Regions from separate parts of the Homo sapiens genome. Here region 2 is linked to region 1. Evidence: chromatin loops called from intact Hi-C (ENCODE). Cell type or tissue: PC-3. All regions are shown on one strand. Links, peaks and the distances in the headings refer to the core of each region. The heading gives the core; the rest is flanking DNA. Region 1 has its middle 220 kb from the start of IL15. Region 2 overlaps IL15 (interleukin 15).

Evidence for each region. Peaks named below come from ENCODE experiments on the same cell type or tissue, not always from the same donor. Only the 100,000 strongest peaks of a DNase experiment are listed, where the experiment ranks them.
Region 2: it touches region 1 in a loop (2.6-fold over the local background); 3 of 110 quality-filtered maps call a loop at or near these places.

The regions. Positions count from the first base shown.
Region 1 is chr4:141,848,535-141,861,026 of GRCh38, forward strand. No RefSeq gene overlaps it. Among named protein-coding and RNA genes, the nearest start is that of IL15, 220 kb to the left of the region's middle. In PC-3, for the core only: no CTCF peak of the experiment used is centred there; DNase peaks (open chromatin) are centred at 3,167 and 5,017; H3K4me3 peaks cover 311 bases; H3K27ac peaks cover 3,137 bases.
Region 2 is chr4:141,720,099-141,728,098 of GRCh38, forward strand. It overlaps IL15 (interleukin 15), which reads left to right. Exons shown (of 8, transcript NM_000585.5): 4 at 371-468; 5 at 1,826-1,910; 6 at 7,842-7,886. Among named protein-coding and RNA genes, the nearest start is that of IL15, 88 kb to the left of the region's middle. In PC-3, for the core only: no CTCF peak of the experiment used is centred there; no DNase peak of the experiment used is centred there.

The sequences.
Region 1 (12,492 bases), core at 1,816-9,815:
AGAGTCTCTTCAATTCCACACTGTTAATATCTATTATAATCTTATCATCCCAGGTGCAGAATGAAGACAAAGACTGCATAATTGAGTCTTCTTTTATTCACTTTTTCTCTTTAAATATTTACCTTATTTTATGTAAAATGTAGGTTTACTAGGCATTAAGTAAATCTTGTAACCATTTGCCTTACAGCCTACCTTCTCCTCTTCCTAGGTGCCTTCTCCCTGTGCCCTTTAAGGAAATGTATAAATACTAAACCTCCTGAAAACCTCTCTGGAAAATCAGCCACTTATGTGTCTGTGGCTGTTTTTCCCAGATGCACCCTAAAGCTGGCTTAATAAACCTCAATTGAGACTTATGCCTCAGTCACTCATTTTGATTGTTTGGGATACTCACTGAAATGTATTTGTATTAGTATATTTCCCCATACAAAACTAATTTAGAAAAAGTTCCGTGTCTCTTGATTTCACAGCTCTTCCTATGCAGCTCTTACAATAGGGTAGAACTAATTAAGAAATACCAAGTACATCCAATAAGAACTAATTAAGAAATATCAAGTATATCAAACAACCTAATTATTACTAGTATTTCTCCCTTAATAAGGTGAAAGAAGGACCTCTATAGTTATCCAGAGACTTTTGGAATACCCCAAACATTATTTATGTATAAAAGATATCTTGATATTAATCTCTTTGAATGTACAATCTCTTTTTAAGGAGGACTAAATCAAAAGAATTATCAGAGGAGATTAGACACTTGATTAAGAGAGAAACATGGGTGACTAAGAAAAATAAATGGGTGTAGCCTGGCTACCTATTAATCATAATGTCAAAAGAATATTTTAAAATAGATATAGCAAAAGGTAACCTAATTCTAAGAGACCTTAGCTCTTTCAGAAATAACTTTTTAAAAAATGATGAAGGGTAGATAATCAAAGCAAGGAAAATGCACAAAAAAAAGTTATTCTGATGAGGTGCAACATTTCTGTTGTATGGAAAATTACACAAAAGTTAAAAATTAACCTTTTATCATTTCTTGTTCAGAGGAACTGAGTACTACAAGGCCTTGGTAGTAAAGAATTCACAATTTTTTTTTCCTTGATAAGAAAACTCATCAAAAGTGTACCAACACATTCCATTGCTTCTTTTCAGACTCATACTTTTTGGGGATATAACCCCAGACCAAAAAAAAGTTTATTTTCCTAAAACCTTACACAACGTTCTATATCTACTTATCTTGACACATTATTTTAGAATAAAACTATTATCTTTTTCCTTTAAAAAAACAAGAACACATTTCATTACCTTGAATACAATGGTTATATTTATTTGCCATAATTTTTCCATTTAGAGTCATGCTCATCTATGGCAATTAAAACTTTCAACCAAAGTACAAAGTTCTACTTCACAACAAAAAGTGGGAGGCAGGATTGAGAACTCTCTGTCTTACACAAGTATTTTGGCAGACCAGAGAAACTCATGAGTACACATTACACAACCTCTAAAATCACACGTTCCTTTGACACTCTTAAAGTGGCAAAAATAAAAATGTTCTTGAACATATCTCAAAGGTATAGTCACTCTGTAACATTTTAAATAAAAACTATGCTTGGTAACCAAATTTTCAGTATTCTGTGTTGCTTAGAAATTATCCATGCCTCCAAAGATTATGTATTAATTATGGTATTAATCAAGATTTTAAATTTAACTCAGAATCCTGGTTGGTTTAGATTGACAAATGGAAAAATAACACAATCACTATTGATATCTAAAAGTTTGCTGGAATTATAATTTGGTTAACTGAATACATAATTTGATGTGTTTTATAATCTTAATGTTTATATGGAAGAGTATTCATTAATCTGAACAATAAACCAATATAGAATTTTAGGACATTCATATTAACAGTCTTTTTGTGAGAAAACAAACCCAAATCTTATAAAAAAAGGTTTATTCTATACTTTACACTGAAAAAAGTCAGGAAAAAGATATATAACTGTTTTTAAAACTCATTGAGCCAATCTCATTTTTTCCGTGGATGCATTTTGAACATATGAATGTGAATTGCTACATAAATAAATTACTGAGCTATTGCTGAGAGAAGTTTTTCTTTCTTAACCCTAAAAGCTTAGATAGTTTCTCTAGAGTGGAATTCCTCACTGAACCACAGAACAGAGAAAATAATTTGAGTGACTATTTTTTCAATTCTCCCAAGGATAGTACATACCTAATAGTAATGTAGATGCATCAGAGAAAAGTTAATTATATACAAAGGATGCCTTAGGAAATTAGGGCTTTATTCTCTGGTGGAGGGGGAGAAACCAATAATAGTATATACCAAGCAATAGAAATTTTTTCCTGGGAACTCTTTGTTTTCTTGTGTTATGTACACTGTATGTTTGGTAATATCCTTTTCATGGCCGGAACCAGCACACTGACACTCAGATAGATGAAAGGCAGGACTCTTTGTTACTTACACTTCCCAACAAGAGAAGCCTGCTGATAGAGACAAGAGGCAGCCAAGGGTACCCAGCAAAACCCCGCCTTCAAGCCTGAAACAGCCTGAAGGCTGAAAACCCAGACTGCTGGTCTCAGATGAAGCCTGCCCTTTCCCAACTGATTCTCTCTGAACATTGCCCACCTGTGCACTGGGAGGACGGAGTGGAGCCTCGGGAAGTTCAAGCCATTTGCAGCAGGGAGGAGACTGGTGTTTTCATTTCCTGGGTGGGAACCTGGGATTCAATCAGTGAGGTGGGAAACCTGCTAGCAGGATTCTCTCTCACTTTGCTGAGAGTTATTTTTCCTTTTTCCTTTTCTCCAAATAAATTCTGCTCCTCACCCTTCTATGTGTCCGCAAGCCTAATATTTCCTGGTCACATGACAAGAACCCAGTTTTAGCTGAACTAAGGAGAAAGGTCTGCAACACTGCCAGGCATGGCCACACGAGGTGGTGCCCTGTGACAGGTGGCAACAAGCTGTGGCTGTAAGGGGCAGCTCAGGTCTTGCAGTTCTGGTGGGATTAGCTGGGTTTCACAGGCTCCCTGGATAGGATAATTTGAATGATTTTGGTGGGTTCTGGGGCTTAAGGTGTGTCCCTAGTTGTCTGGTACCTGGCCTCAGGGAAATTAGGGAGGATGTATGATGGCCTAATGTGGAAAGTGGTTAAGCAACTTACTCAACTGCTTAAGATGGAGAACAGACTGGCCTCTAGCCAGAGCCTTAAAACTGAGTCATGACAGCATTTAAAAATATATATATTATACTTTTATTAGTCTCTATAAGCTACTTAGAAACAGAGATCTTTCATTTAATAGAATTTATAATTCTGCTTATTCACATACTTTGAAAATAGGAAAATATTTTAAGCTCAGACAATAAGAAGCAAAAGTTTTGCTTAATTATTGGCACATAGACACACAGACTGTGTTTAGTCAGTTTGGACTGCCATCACAAAATACTCTAGATGGGGTGGCTTACATACGTAAACAATAAAAGTTCATTTTCTCACAATCCTGGAGGCTGGAAGTCTGATATTAGGGTGCCAGAATGGTAGGCTTCTATTAAGGGCCTGCTTTCTGGCTTACAGATGGCCAGCCACCTCCTCACTGTTTTCTCACATGGTGGAGAGAAAGTAAGCTCTCTGGTGTGTCCTCTCATAAGGGCACTGATCTCATCAAGAGGGTCCTACCCTCATGACCTCATCTAAACCTAATTACCTCCCAAAGACCCCATCTCCAAATACCATTACATTGAGGGATAGGAATTCAACATATGAATTTGGTGGGCGACAAACTTCAGTCCATGGCAGACAGCATGCAGCTTCAGACAAGCAACTTCAGCTATGGACCAAAAGTAAATGCAGTCAAATGCTTTGTTGCTAAATCCAATAGTCAATTCTTTTTTTTTTTTTTTTTTTTTTTTTTTGAGACGGAGTCTTGCTCTGTCTCCTAGGCTGGAGTGTAGTGGCGCAGTCTCGGCTCACTGCAAGCTCCACTTCCCAGGTTCATGCCATTCTCCTGCCTCAGCTTCCTGAGTAGCTGGGACTATAGGCGCCTGCCACCACGCCCGGCTAATTTTTTTTTTTTTTTTTTTTTTTTTTTTTTTTTTGTATTTTTAGTAGAGAAGGGGTTTCACTGTGTTCTCCAGGATGGTCTCGATCTCCTGACCTCGTGATCTGCCCGCCTCGGTCTCCCAAAGTGCTGGGATTACAGGCGTGAGCCACCACACCCAGCCTAGTCAATTCTTAATCCTCATCTCAATCTACTACGAGCCTTTGGCCCAGGTTTGTCTTTTTCAACATACTTTAATACTTTTTTTTTCTTCACCTGAGACAGAATTTTTCCTCTCAGCTTACCTGAAGGAAAGTCCGAAGTGCAGATGAAAACATCTGTAAAGCAATAATAATAATAATAATAAAGTAAATGCAGGACAAACAATCTCACTGGTTAAGATCCCAAAGTACAGATCTCAAAAAACATATCTGGTAACCATCACATACTTTCTTTTTCTTTTTTTTTTTTTTTGAGATAGAGACTCACTCTATCACCCAGGCTGGAGTGCAGTGGCACGATCTCAGCTCACTGCAACCTCCACCCCCTGGGTTCAAGCTATTCTTCTGCTTCAGCCTCCTGAATAGCTGGGATTACAGGCACCTGCCACCGTGCCCGGCTAATTTTTGTATTTTTAGTAGAGACTGGGTTTCACCATCTTGGTCAGGCTGGTCTTAAACTCCTGACCTCGTGATCCACCCACCTCAGCCTCCCAAAGTGCTGGGATTATGGCGTGAGTCCAAATGTACATAATAGTAAACATGCTATGCGAGAAAATGTTAACGCAGCAAGCTTGATGTTTCCTAATTCTCACATTTCTGTAGAAGGGCTTGCTTGTGCGGCTGACCTTGACTGGCATCTAAAAATTTGGCTTTTGAAATGTTTCCCACATGACTAATTTATAAAGCTGTTTTGCATGCCTGGGGGCACTGAACTCTAATGTACCAGCCTGTCTACAGTGTTTGTGCAAACAATGTGATTTATGATGAACACCTGCTTTCCTTCTGGGAGTCTGGGCTTTTGGTAATCGCGGCTGGTAGCACAGGTAGAGAGTACCTGCATGACCAACCTCCAATAAAAACTTTCCGCTCTGTCTAAAGCAGGCTTTCCCAGACAGAAACACTTTGTGCATGTTACCACAGTTCATTGCTGGAGGAAGGGGCGTGTATTGCACACCCTCCTGAGGGAGAACTTTGGAAGTTGTGCCTAGATCTCTCCAGATCCCTCCTGATGAGGCTTTTTGTCCTTGCTAATTCTGCTTTATGTCTTAGCTGTAGTAAACTATAGCCATGAGTACAATTAAGGTGCCTGGAGTCCTGTGAGACCTTCTAATGAATCACTGAACATGTATATGAATGACCAGAGGACACTGGAAACATGTACAAACAAAATAACTACAAACCAGATTTCCTATAGTCTCACATTCTTAGATAATAAATGCTCAATGTCCCTAATAGATAACTATGTATTGGCTTTGTGCAAACCAAAACCAGAACCAAAGTTGAACATGAACCAGAAACAAAACAAAAAATCAGAGTAAGGGGAAAAATAAGTTAGCAAAGGTAAATTCTATTGCCACTTTTGATTCATTCAAAAAGAGCAAACCAAAATACAGATGAAGTTGCTGCAAGGAGTACTTGAAGAACAGAGATTTGAATAAGCAATCGAGAAATAAAGTGTGAAATAAGTTTTCTAGGTGAGAAAAAAACTGGTTAATATCTTATAGGGCAATAAAACCATAACTTACGGACTTATCTTTTTAACTGCCAGAAATCATTTGTATCTCTTTCTGAAAAAAATTAACATGTAACTTCACAGAATCTGAGATTTAATCAGTGTTACTTAGAAACTCAAACAAAGATATATCATAGAGAATTCTTAGGTGGATCTGTTAGGCAATGGCCCAGAATAACATTAAGAAGACACACAGTCATCCTTTTGCTCTATTTTGAAGTTTTGGATAATTTTTCTTAACAATGTGATAACGAATATACAATAATAAACAATTTCATATTCATAGTATACTGAACAGTATATATGGAAATAATTAAAAAAGAAATTTGTATCAGAAAGTTTATTTATACAACCATAATTCTAACCTTGATAACTTATGACAAAAGATCATTTGGTTAATTGTCATAAATAAATTATATTACCAAATTGTGCTATAAATCATATTATTAAAACATACTATACTAACACTGGAACAAAATAATGAGTAATATATTTTTCAGGGGGACATATCACACTGTATTCTTTGTTATCAAAGTCAATGGAAGATTTAAGTGCTACTTTGAGGTAATGAAGTATAATGGAAAAGGATTCTTCCATAGGATAAGAATTATAATTGCATAAAACCTAACTTTCTGTGAAATAATGTTGTAATGAACTGAATGTGTGTGTGTCCTCAAAATTTATATGCTGAAATCTAATTCTCATGGTGGGTTGTTGCGGGAAGTCAGGGACCCTGAATGGAGAGACTGGCTGAAGCCACCACAGAAGAACATAAATTGTGAAGATTTCATGGACATTTATCAGTTCCCAATATTAATACTTTTATAATTTCTTATGCCTTTCTTTACTGCAATCTCTGAACATAAATTGTGAAGATTTCATGGACATTTATCACTTCCCCAATCAATACTCTTATAATTTCTTATGCCTGTCTTTACTTTAATCTCTTAATCCCATCATCTTCATAAGCTGAGTATGTATGTCACCTCAGGACGCTGTGATGATTGCATTAACTGTACAAATCGTTTGTAAAACATGTGTATTTAACAACATGAAATCAGTGCACTCTGAAAAAGAACAGAATAATGCGATTTTCAGGAAACAAAGGAGATAACCATAAGGTCTGACTGCTGTGGGATTGGGCAGAATAGAGCCATATTTTTCTTCTCGTAGAAAACCTATAGACAGATGTGCGAGTAGGAGAAATATCGCTGAATTCTTTTCCTAGCAAGGAATATTAATAATTGATAGACCTGGGGAAGGAATGCATTCCTGGGGGGAGGTCTATGAATGGCTGCTCTGGGAGTGTCTGTCTTATGTGGTTGAGATAAGGACTGAAATACACCCTGGTCTCCTGCAGTGCCTTCAGGCTTGCTAGGATTGGGAAATTCCAACCTGGTGAATTCTAGTCAGACTGGTTGTCTGCTCTCGAACCCTGTTTCCTGTTAAGATGTTTATCAAGACAATGCATGCACAGCAGGACATGGACCCTCATCAGTAATTCTAATTTTGCCCTTGCCTTGTGATCTTTTATTGCCCTTTGAAGCATGTGATCCTTGTGACATACTCCCTGTTCGTACATCCCTTCCCCTTCTAAAATCCCTAATAAAAACTTACTGGTTTTGTGGCTCAGGGTCGCCATCATTGTCCTACCAATATGTGATGGCATCCCCAGAGGCCCAGCTATAAAATTTCTCTCTTTGTACACTTTCTCTTTATTTCTCAGACTGACCGACACTTAGGGAAAATAGAAAGAACGTATGCTGAAATATTGGGGGCTGGTTCCCCCGATAGTGGGTCCTTTGGGAAGTAATTAGGCTATAAGAATGGAAGGGATTACAGCCCTTATAAAAAGAACTCAGAGAGCTAGCTTGTCCTCTTCCCATCATGTGAGGATGCAATGAGAAGTTAGCAGTCTGCAACCCAGAAGCCCTCACCAAAGCCCTACCATCAGAGTGCCCTAACCTGGCACTCTGATCTCCTACTTCTAGCCTCTTGAACTCTGAAAAATAAATTTCTGTTGTTTATGAGCCACCCAATCTATAGTACTTTGTTAAAGCAGCCCAAACTGACCAAGACAAATGGAGGCAGTTACTACATAGTATTCACAATTGACATGTAATCTGCAACACCTATATCACGTTGCCATAGGATTTCTCAATAATAAAAACAGCTTTCAGTTAATGCATATAGAATAAGATCAAGTTGGATGTCAGAGAAGGAAGGAGGAGAGGTTAATCTATTGCCTTGTTTTGAACAACAACAACAAAAAAAAGCAGGGGAGGGATGTAATAATATATTGTAGGAAAACACTTTATAAAATGAGTAGCTTATCTAGCATTTAGACATTGGCTATTTCATTAAATCTCTAGGAACTGAATTGAAGTTTAATAAACTAATGAGAGGACCTTTGATTTTCCTTGCACCAGAAAACAGAGAATGATGCCTGTGAAATGAAAGGTTTATCATATGTGAGATAGCTTCATCCTGCAAGGAAATTGATATTATGCTTGTTACTTTCTACATGTATTCAAGGACTAGTATCACCATCCACATTTCACAGGTGATCACTGAATATTTTTCAGGAATTTCTTACATTGCTAATGATTAGAAGTTGCTTTTCTCATCATTCCAGTGTATAATCAGGCCAGCATATTTCAGAGAGAAGCGCAATCACAAATCCAGGTTCTGATTAATAGAAAGCTAACAGGTAAGAAATATTTAGCAGAAATTCAAAAATCAAGGGAATAGTAGAAAACTAAAACTGAGACAAATACTGTCATTGTTTGTTTTTAAGATGCCACTGCATATAAATACATGTATCTCTTGATTTTCACACTCCATTTGGAAACCTGCACCCCCTTCTCTCTCCCCAGGGCAATGCAGAGAGGTGCAGTGGACTCAGCTAGGCTGGGAGAGTCAGACACAGCATGGCCTGAGAGGCCCCTCAGCCACTGGAGCCCTATCTTTGCCCCAACCTGCCTGTCTCTGTGCCAGGCTGGATAAGGCACAGGAGAACTTAATTGAGAATAAGCTTCACTCTGTGCTGGGGCTGGTGGGGGTGTTGAAGGAAGAGGAAAAGCTTGAATCTTTAAAAATAGTTGGCCATTTGCAATTACAATTCTTTTCACTCTTAAATATTCAATAGGGAAAAGGACAGGCATGACCTTTGAAAGGGGCTGGTAGTTTTCTGGAAGCTGCTATGGCTGGTTAATAGAAATGAGATACGGTCCAAGTTGCAAAGATGCTAAAATATTTTATAAAGAAAAGGAGATATAACTTGAAAACTGTCACTTTCTTTAGACTTTAGGGGACTGCTGCTTTTCACCCTTCCCATATAACAGAATGCAATGCAGAGAACACAACTTCTTCTTCCCATAGTCCTTTTCATCTGGGTCCTTCTTCTGGCTTCCCTGGTGATCAGCACTGAATGTCAGAGCTGCGACTCTAGCAGTTGTCCTTTGTCAGCAAAGCTTTACCCCATCGGGGGAGTAACTCAGACCTTTAATTTCCTCAAACATCACTCACGGCTCAAGTATTTAAGAAAACCTCATTGAAGACTCAATGGTAACAACCAAACAACAACAACAACAAAACAGGAGAGCTCATTACATGAGAAACTTAAAACTTGATATAAACTCTGATATTTCCCTGATTTTACCCCAACACCTGTTCTTAGAGGGTGATATTATGTAGATCTCTTTTCTCAATCTGAAGTTGCTGGTGTGGTCTATGTCCTACTCATCCTTACTAAAAAGCAGAAAAAAGAAAGAAGAAGAAAGGAAGGAAGGGAAGGGAAGGGAAGGGAAGGAAAGAGAAGGGAAGGGAAGGGAGGCATGCAGGCAGGCAGGCCTCTTTTTTAACAGCTTTTAGTCCACAGCCCCAAATACCTTTATCTGAACCCAGGCCAAAATATTAAAAGTACCCTTATTATAATCTGTTCAGACAACTCAGTTTTAGTTGTTGTCATGGTATTCGTGTTGTTTTGCTGGACTCATGACTTAAAAAATCTTGATCTAAAGCTCAGTCTTTTCATTACTTTTCTAGTAAAGAGTTTTCCCAAGAAAACATCTTATCAGTGCAGTTCCTTCCAATTTAAACAAGAGGCCTCCTCAAGGCTAATTTTCATTTCATTGTATTTTATTGTGTTAAGAACACAACATGAGATCTACTCCCTTCTTAAGAAATTGTTAAGTGTATAGTACATTATTGTTGGTACAATGTTGCACAGTAGATCTCTAGAGCTTATTATTTTGCCTGACTTAAACTTTATGCCTGTTGATTAGCAACCCCATTCTCTCTACCCTCAGGCCCTGGCAACCGCCCTTTCATTGAGTTCATAAATTTGACTATTTTGGACACATCATATATGTGGAATCATACAATGTTTGTCTTTCTGTGACTAGTTTATTTCACTTAGCATACTATTTTCAAGGTTCATCTGCATTGTTGCAAATCACAGAACTCAAAGTGGATTTAAGACTTACATGTAAGGTCCCAAACTGTAAAAGTTCTAGAGGAAACACAGGGGAAAAAAACTTCACGGCAATGTTCTTGGGGATGATTTTATGCATATGACACCAAAAGCATAGGCAACAAAAACAAAAACAGACAAGTGAAATGACATCAAACTAAAAATCTTCTATACAGCAAGATAAACAATCAATAGAGTGAAAGGGCAACTAATAGAATGGGAAAAATATTTGCAAACCATATGTCTGATAAGAGGTTATAATCCAAAGTACATAAGGAAATTCTACAACTCAATAGTAAAATAAATAAATAAATAAATAAATAAATAAATAAACAAACAAACACCTCTTTAAAATGGGCTAAGGAGAATGGACATTTCTCAACAGAAAACATAAAAATGGCCAACAAGTGTGTGAAAAGTTGCTCAACATCACTAATCATTAGGGAAATGTAAATCAAAACCATAATGAGATATCACCTCATACATGCTACAATGGCCATTATAAATAAAACCAAAGCAAAACAAGACAAAAAAATGAGTAAATAATATGTGTACACAAGGATATGGAGAAATTGGGACCCTTATACACTGTTGGTGAGAATGCAAAATGGTACAGCCACTAGGGAAAACAGCATGGAGATTCCTCAAAAAATTAAAAATAGAACTACCATATGATCCAGCAATTCTACTTCTGGTTCAATTCACTAGAATTGAAATCAGGTTTTTGAAGAGATATTAGCACTCTTATGTTCATTGCAGCATTATTCATAATAGCCAAGATGTGAAAATAACCAAAATATTAAAACTTAAACTGTCACATTAATCATTTTAAAAGTTTATTTGAGCAAACAGCAATTTATGAATTGGACAGCACTCAATTGTGGTGCTAGTTGGTCGGGGAGGAAAGGTTTCAAAGACAGGGTTTTATAAGGTGAGTGGGAAAGCAAAGCAAAGAAAATAATTGTTTACAGTTATGTAGTTGCCTTATTTGGATTACCCAGTGGAAATTTCTAGTTATGCAGTTTGAAGTTAGTGGTTTCTGATTGATTAAGTTTAAATTTTATCTCTCTCTAAGTTAGTTACAAGGAAGGCATTCAAGTTAGATTTAGGTTGCTTATATTGGATCTCAGGGCACTGAAGCTGCCTCAGGTGAATTGCCTCCTATTTAGTTATTTTAGCAATGTTTATTGACAGATAAATGAATAAACAAAGTGTGATATGTCCACACAGTGGAATATTATTCAGCCTTTTAAATAAACAAGGGCAAATTTTTATTTCTTCATTGAAATGTTAAAATTATGATGCCAAAATGAAAACCTCTGTAGTTTTGATAATGTTAATATTAAAAAACACCTCCAAAAATCAATGGAAGATCTTTTGTGTAAGGAGGTGTTAAGCCTTTATGACGAAAAAGGGAAAAGAGCTGCACTCAAATGTTTAGTGGCCAGATTAGCAAATGACTAATACTTAACTTTTTTGTATGTAAAATTTGTAGCTAAACTTCTTGGTAAATTGAGGTTTTAAAATCAGGGAGAAGGACTTCTGCTTCTGGAAAGATGGAGTAGACATCTTTTTTTTCCTATTTCTTCTACTAAGTTCAACTAAAAACTCTGGACATTACATATAAAACAAACATAAGAAGACATTGAAGGTAGAAAAAGAAGACAGACTAGCTAGCAAACTCTGGATTCAAGGAACAACATTCTGGTAAGTTACTTGGGTTTTTTCTTTGCCTCATATATCTCAGTTGAAGAAGCTGGCAATCGGCAAACACCAACAGATACAGAAAATAAGAGACCCATAAAAGGCCATTTTTTCTAGCCAAAGTACCAGGAAAGGAACAACCTAGCAAGACAAAAATCTTTTATACGGTAAATGCTTTATTCTAGCCATCTACCACAGAAAAGAACTGTGGCTCCACACTTACCAGTAAGGGTGGGGAAAGTAGACTTCCACATTTTCTAGGCACCTAATTCCTCCCTTGTGGTGTCAGAGAAGGCCAATTAGAAAGCCAGGACTTTCATCCTTATTGGGTAGATAATAAGCCATCTCCCTCCCCTTGATGTCAGTGGTGACTACTTGTGGATGTAGAATTTCTATCCATCATAAGGTGACCTCCACCCACTCCTGACTGGAGTGATATCAGAGGAAGTTAAATAGAGAATCAGGATTGCCATCAACGCCAGTGCTAATAAGACCCCTCCATTCTGGTGTAAGCAGAGGCTCTGTGGGAAGCAGTTA
Region 2 (8,000 bases), core at 1-8,000, 130 kb before region 1:
GCTGTATAAAATATTTTGACCTATTAAAAAAGAAAGAAGGATGAGGAGGAGGTCAAAGATAATATAAAAACTTTAAGTGGTGACATTGGTATGTATGTAAATTAACAAATATGTCAACTTTGTTAAATTATCTTTGACATGCATCTGCAGAAATATCTGTTAAGGAACTTTGTGCATAAGAGACAGAGTTGGAGGTGGGAGAGAAAGTGAAAAAAGATAAATTATAGTTTTATTATTTTTGATAAGGGGCATTAATTATGAAATTATGACAAACTTACATCTTTAGACCTAAAAATATGTTGACATGTTATTTTAAACCTCACTTTTTAACTAAAAAATTTAACCATTTGTCTATGATTATATTTTTCAGAAACCACATTTGAGAAGTATTTCCATCCAGTGCTACTTGTGTTTACTTCTAAACAGTCATTTTCTAACTGAAGCTGGCATTCATGTCTTCATTTTGGGGTAATTTTATCTTTAGGCATAAATAACATTATGTTCATGGTCATGATGATTGTCCTTGGATATATTTTCCATTAAATTAGTTTACGTTCAGTTTGCTTATATCTCTAGGTACTCAGTATCTGGGGGATAGAAGGCAGACTACAGAGATTTAGAGAGGTTTGGTAAACACCTAACTGAGCATTTTTCTACATTGTGGTAATAGTCCAAACAAGCATTATAGCCCTCAAATAAATTGGGCCTTTTGATATTTAACTGAACTTGGAAGTATACCACTTATTGATAGACTACATATTTTTCATGGCAATTAAAAGTAGATATTTAGAATTTGCTTATGTTACTTTTTTATCTGTCCCTGACACTGACTCCTCCTATCCCTTGATCTTTATCCTAGTTCAGTTTAAAACATTTCTTTCTTTATTTAAGCCTTTTGTTGTTTCCTTCTAATAAAATTCATATGTTTCCATGACTATTAACTTTTTTCTTCTCTCTTAGATGCAGCTAATATACCCAGTTGGCCCAAAGCACCTAACCTATAGTTATATAATCTGACTCTCAGTTCAGTTTTACTCTACTAATGCCTTCATGGTATTGGGAACCATAGATTTGTGCAGGTAATTCTTCATCATAAGACAGATTAGTGTTGACTATCATGCTTCTGTGTAAGATCCATCAGGAAGTGAGTGATTATTTTTCCTCAAGCTCTAAGCATCATTCCAATGTTACTTGGTCAGTATAAGTGTATTTTGTCTGGATATTAAATTTTAATTTTTATGAAATTTGTGAAAGTGAGTAAGTATATGATCATTCAGCCTACACTGGAATGAAGTCTGTACTGTTTATGGAGAAAGCTGCTGCAAGCATAGTAAGAGTGTGAGCAACATGAAAGGGGCATGTTTAATGTAGTGTAAAAAAAATTTACTATCAAAATCATTACATGAAAATGATTATTACTCATTTTAAGAATTTTACCTATTTATTAGACTTCAAAGTCTCTGTAAATCTCTACTTAAAGGAAACTAGTAATTCATTCAAAATCATTTATTGAGCATTGCCACACATCTGGCACTGCTTCTATTTCATTGTGATAAATTGAGCCAGTTTATTTATAAAGTATGCCTACAGTTAGGCTTTTCTCTAATCCGGGTTGGTGAAGCCTCAAGTTATCATAAAATGCCAAAATTGTACTATATGCTCAATGTTTATGTTCAGTTACAAGGCTGTTGAATGCACAGAAGCAAGGATAACACTGATTTTTTCACTGGTCAGAATAAAAATTATTGATTGCTCTTTTGCTTATAGTATTCATCAAGATGAATAGGCTCCTTCAAAATGCTTTGCTCTATGGTTTTTCTTTCAGCTGTTTCAGTGCAGGGCTTCCTAAAACAGAAGCCAACTGGGTGAATGTAATAAGTGATTTGAAAAAAATTGAAGATCTTATTCAAGTGAGTACTCATTTTTCCATAAAATGCCTGGTATAACTGCTATGGAGTTTGTCTCTCTCTGTGTTTTTCTGTCTGTCTTAAGGAAACCACACTTGAAACAATAATATTTTTGTAGAAATTTATGATCTTATAAAGCTCAAAAAGAAGTCTTTTCCTTACTGTTTTAGAATCTAATTATCTTTAAAACGTAATTTATAAGCGGCCCAGACGGATGAGTTCTAGTCTGCACAGGTGAGGTATTCTCTTCCTCTATCTGGAGAAGCCAGATATCTTGGTGGCACCTGCAGGGAGAATGGCTTGACCCAGGGAACAGCTGTTGTTGCTTGTGGACTAAAGGCCCTCTTCTCCCACCTCAAGAAAACAGGTGGCCTGACCTAAGGAAGTGATTTTTGCCATAGCAGGTAATACCAGCTTCAGTGGAAGTCTCGATGGCACCAAGCATACCAAAATAGCACCACAAAGTTCTGAAAACTAAATTGTCATTGGAATCACAGCATTAAAAAATAGGTTAGAACTTGCATGCTAAATCCAAACAACCTGACTGCATGTTAAAATAGAAGATTTAAATAGGACCAGAGTGTCCTAACATAATAGACATGAAGCCAAGATACAATTGGAAATCACCCATTGTAACAAGAAATAGGAAAGTTACAACTTAAATGAGAAAATATAGTCAACAGATTACAAAATTGAAGTGGATCAGATGTTGGAATTCTCTGACATAGATTTGAAAGCAGACATTATAAAAAGTGCTTGAAAAAGCAATTACAAATGCCCTTGAAGCAAATGAAAAACTAAATGCCTTAACAAAGAAATAGAAGATATGAAAGGAACCATATAGAAATTATATAACTGAAAATATAACTGAAATATAAAGCAAACTGTAAAGGCTCATTAGCAGAATGAATGACAGAGGAATGATAGTTAATTTGACAACAGAATACTAGAGAGACAGTTGACTTAAGAAAAAAAAAGCATCACTGATCTTGACGACAGTAACAAAAGATTCAGCATTCCTATGGTTAGTATCACAGGAGAGTATGAGAATACACCAAGTAAAAGAGAGAGATTGGTTGAATTCATAACAAAACACCACCCATCTATACTATCTATAAGCAGTTCACTTCTAGTACAATGACATACATAGGTTGAAATTTAAAAAGACAGAAAAAGATATAGCATACTATAATGGGTTGAATAGTGTCCCCCCAAATTTCACATCCTCTTGGAACCTTAAAATGTGATCTTATTTTGAAATAATATCTTTGCAAATATAATTAATGAAATTAAGATGAGATCATACTAGAGTAGGGGGGGCCCTAAATCCAATGACAAGTGTCTTTATTAGAAAAGGAAAGGACACAGAGTAACTCACTGGGAAGAAAGCCATGTGAAGACAGAGGAAGAGATCAGAGTGATGCGGCTATAAGCCAAGGAAGGCCAGAGATTGCCAGGATCCACCAGAACCTTGGGGAAGTCAAGAAAGCATTCTTCTCTAGACCCCTCAGAAGGAACATGGCCCTACCAACACCTTGACTTTGGACTTCCAGTCTCCAGAACTGTAAATGAATAGATTTCTGTTGTTTTAAACCACCCACCTTGTGGTAGTTTATTACAGCAGCTCTAGACTGATACACATGCATACATTAATTATAAAAAGCAGAAGTGGCTATATTAACATCAAAGTTAATGTTATTAACATAAAGTAGACTTCACAGAAAATAAAGTTGCTATAATCCAGAGGGATATTACAAAATGATAAAAAATAAATCTGTGAGGAAAACATAATGTTCTTAAATGTATACACATCAAACAACGAAGACTCAAAATTTGTGAAACAAAAAATAATAGGGATAAAAGAGAAATAGACAAATCCACAATTATTCTTGAGGACTTCACTGCCTCCTCCTCAGTAACTAATGGAAGTACTAGACAGAAAATCAGAAAGGGCATAAAAATACAATATAACCAACCAACAGGATCTAATTTAATACATAGAGCACTACACCCAACAACAGCAGAATATACTTTCTTTTATCAAGACTAAATATATACTGAGCCATAAAAGAAACTTTAAAAATTTTTTCAGAACTTAAATCATGCAGAATTTGTTCTCAAACCACAATGGAATCAAACCAGAAATCAAGAAATTAAATACAACGGGCAAATCTCCAAATGCTTGGAAATTAAATACTATACCTCTATATAATCCATGGGTCAAAGAGTAAATCTCAAAGGATATTCATAATACATAGAATGAAAAAAAATGAAATACAGCATATCAAGATATATGTGATGTGGCTAAAGCAATACTGACAGGACATTTTTTAAAATCAAATGAATACATTAGAAAAAAAGGAGAATTATCAAATCAAAAATCTAAGTTACTGCTTCAAGAAACTAGAAGAAGTAGAGCAAAACAAATTCAATACAAGCAGAACAAAGAAAATATTTAAATATAAGAGCCAAAATTAATGAAGTTGAAATCAAGAAAACAATAGAAAAAATTAATGAAACATAAAACTGGTTATTTGGAAAATCAATACAATTGATCTTTAATTGACAGAAATAAGAGAGAAGACACAAATCTCAGGAATGAAATTTGGGGCTGTCACTACAGAATCTGCAGTCATTAGAAGGATAATAAGAAAAACTATGAACAATTTTATGCTCACAAATCTGATAACTTAGAGGAAATGGACCAATTCTTCAGAAACCACAAACTACCAAAACATAATGAAGATGAAATAGACAATCCAAACACTCATATAATCACTAAATACATTGAATTCATCATACACAAGCTCCCAAAAAGGGACCTTCAAGCCTGCTGGTTACACTGAATCATTCTATCAAATATTTACAGAAGCATTAACAACAATTGTACAGTCTCTTCTAGAAAATAGAAGAGGAAGGAACATTTTCCAGTTGATTTTAGGAGGCCAGTATTACTGTGATGCTAAAACCAAATAAAGATATTACTAAAAAAGACAACTACAAAAATATCTCCCATTAACTTAGATATTAAAATGCTCTATAAAATATTAACAAATCAAATTCAGCAATGTATAAAAAGAATTATACACCATGACCGAGTGAGATTTATTTCAGGTACACAAGTCTTGCTCAATTATTTGAAAGTCAAGCAATGTAATCTACCCTATCAACAGGCTAAAGAAGAAAATCATATGTAGAAAAGGTATCTGATAAAATGCAACACCTCTCATGGCCTGTGTCCCTCCCTATGCCTCCTGGATTTATATGTTGAAGTACTAATTGCCAGTATATCAAAATGTGACTGTATTTTGAGATAGGGTCAGTTAAAATGAGGTCATGAGGGCAGGTCCTACTGCAATATGACTGGTATCTTTAGAAAAACAGATAAGGGTATAGATACACAGAGATAGAAAACCATGTGAAGACACTGGGAGAAAATGGCCACCTATAAGCCAAGGAGGGAGGACTCCAAAGAAACCAACACTGCTGGTACCCTGATTTCAGACCTCTAGCCTCCTGAATTGTGAGAAAATAAAGTTCTATTATTTAAGTCACCAAGTCTGTGGTACTTTTTATAGCAGCCCTAGCAGACTGATATAAACACCTATTGAAGATAAAATTTCTTAGAAAGTAGGTGTGGAGAACTGCCTCAACTTGGTACAAAACATGTTCAAAAAGTCTAGAGCTACCATACTTAATGGTGAGTACAAGACTGAATGTTTTTCTGCTAGGACTGGAAACTAAGCAGGGATATCTTCTCTCACCACTTTTACTCAACATAATTGTCTGAGTTTTCTGTTGCTTATAACAGAGTACTTGAAATGCATAATTTATAAAGAAAGGAATTTATGTCTTATGGTTATGAGACTGAAAAGTTCAAGGTTGAGGAGCCACATCTGGTGAGGGCCTTCCTGCTGGTGGGGGCTCTCTGGAGTCCAGAGGTGACAAAAAGCATCACATGGCGAGGGGCTGAATGTACTCATGTGCTAGCTCAGGTCTCTCTTCCTCTTCTTATAAAACTACCGGTTCCCTTTCCGTAATAACACATTGATACTCTAATCCATTCATGAGGGCAGAGCCATTGTGATCCAATTACCTCTTAAAGCCCCACCTCTCAATACTGCCACATTGGGGATTAAGTTTCAATCTGAATTTTGGAGGGGACATTCAAACCACAGCAATAATATTGGAAGTTTAGCCAAATTATGAAGCAGGAGAGAAAAAATGTATGAGAAAAAAATAAATAAAAGGCACACAGATTGGAAAGGAAAATTATACATCACCCCAAGTTTTTTGGAGAGAAAGTAGTAAAAATGGGTATATTTTGTTTAGAAAGTAATGCAAATTAAAACCACAATGACATATTATTACATGCAGCTATAAGCGTATACAGAATAAAAAATAGTGATGATGCTAAGTAAATATAAATGAACAAGGGTGATAATGCTGGCAAGGATGTGGAGAAACTGGATCATTCATACATTGCTGGTGATGATGTAAAATGATACAGGCACTGTATAAAATAGTTTGGCAGCATCCTATGAAACAAAACATGCATTTGCCTTACAATCCAACAATTGTGCTCTTAGACATTCATCCTTGATAAATGAAAACTACGTGCACACAAAAATATGTACATGAATGTTCACAGAGATTTTTTCATGACTGCCAAAAACTGGAAACAGATGTGCTTCAGTTGGTAAAATCTGTGATATATCATGTCAGGGAATACTACAGAGCAATAAAAAGGAACAAACTAGTGATACCCACAAGTTAGGTGGATCTCCAGGGTATTATGATGAGTGAAAAAAGCCAGTCTTCATAAAGAAACTGTGGTACATTTATAAAATAGAATATTATCCAGTGATAAAAAGAAATAAGCTATCAAGCCATGAAAAGAAATGGAGAAACCTTCAAAGTCATATTGTTGAGTGAAAGATGGGGACGCCAATCTGAAAAGGCTTCACACTGTATGATCCCAACTATGACATTTTGAAAAAGGCAAAGCTATGGAGACAATAAAAAGATCAGTGGTTGCTAGGGGTTTGGAGGGAAGGAGAAATGGCTAGGCAGAGCACAGGCTACTTTTAAAGCAGTGAAAATATTAATATATGATGATGGGTGGCATTATACATTTGTCAAAACCTGTAAAACATACAACACAAATAATGAGCCCTAATATTCTGTACACTTAAGATCATAATAGTGATTCACCAACTATAACAAACACACCACACTAATGCAAGATATTAACAATAGGGAAACTGGGGTGGAGAACAAAGGGGTGTATAAGTCTCTGTACTTTCTGCTAGTTTTTCTGTAAACCTAAATGGCTCATAAAAATGTCTATCAATTCTTTTAAAAGCTAATTTCAGAAGGTTACATATGATATGAGTCCGTTTACATAATATTCTTGAAATGACAAAATTATAGGCATGGAGAGCAGAGAAGTGGTTGCCAGAATTTAGAGAGATTGGGTGATGATGAGGTATGTATGGGGAGAAAGGTGACTTTGGTTATGAAAGAATAGCAGCAGAATCCTTGTGGTGATGAAACTATTTTGTGTCTTAACTGTGGTGGTGGTGATGTGAATCTATGCAAATGATAAAATTGCATAAAACTTCACACATATGCAAGCACACACACTGTGGCACATAAAACTTGTGAAATCTGAACAAGGTGAGTGCATTGTATTAATGTCAATTTTCTGATTGTAATACTGTACTGTGGTTATGGAAGACATTACCACTGGGAGAAGCTTGTTGAAGGGTACACAGGATCTCTCTGTATTTACTCTTACAGTTTCATATGAATTTTAAATTATCTCAAAATAAAAAAAGAATTAAAAACAATTTAATGTTTTCAGTAGGTTGTTCTCATAATATTTAAAGCAGGGCATAGTTTTTAATATTGTCTAATTTTGTTTCCTTTCAGTCTATGCATATTGATGCTACTTTATATACGGAAAGTGATGTTCACGTGAGTATACTTTTTTTCAAAATTGCTATTTGTCTTGTTATTAAAGTTTTTAAAAGTATATTTTTGTAACAACTAAAATATGGTAGTTTTAAAATCTAACTTTTGGTGTGTTTC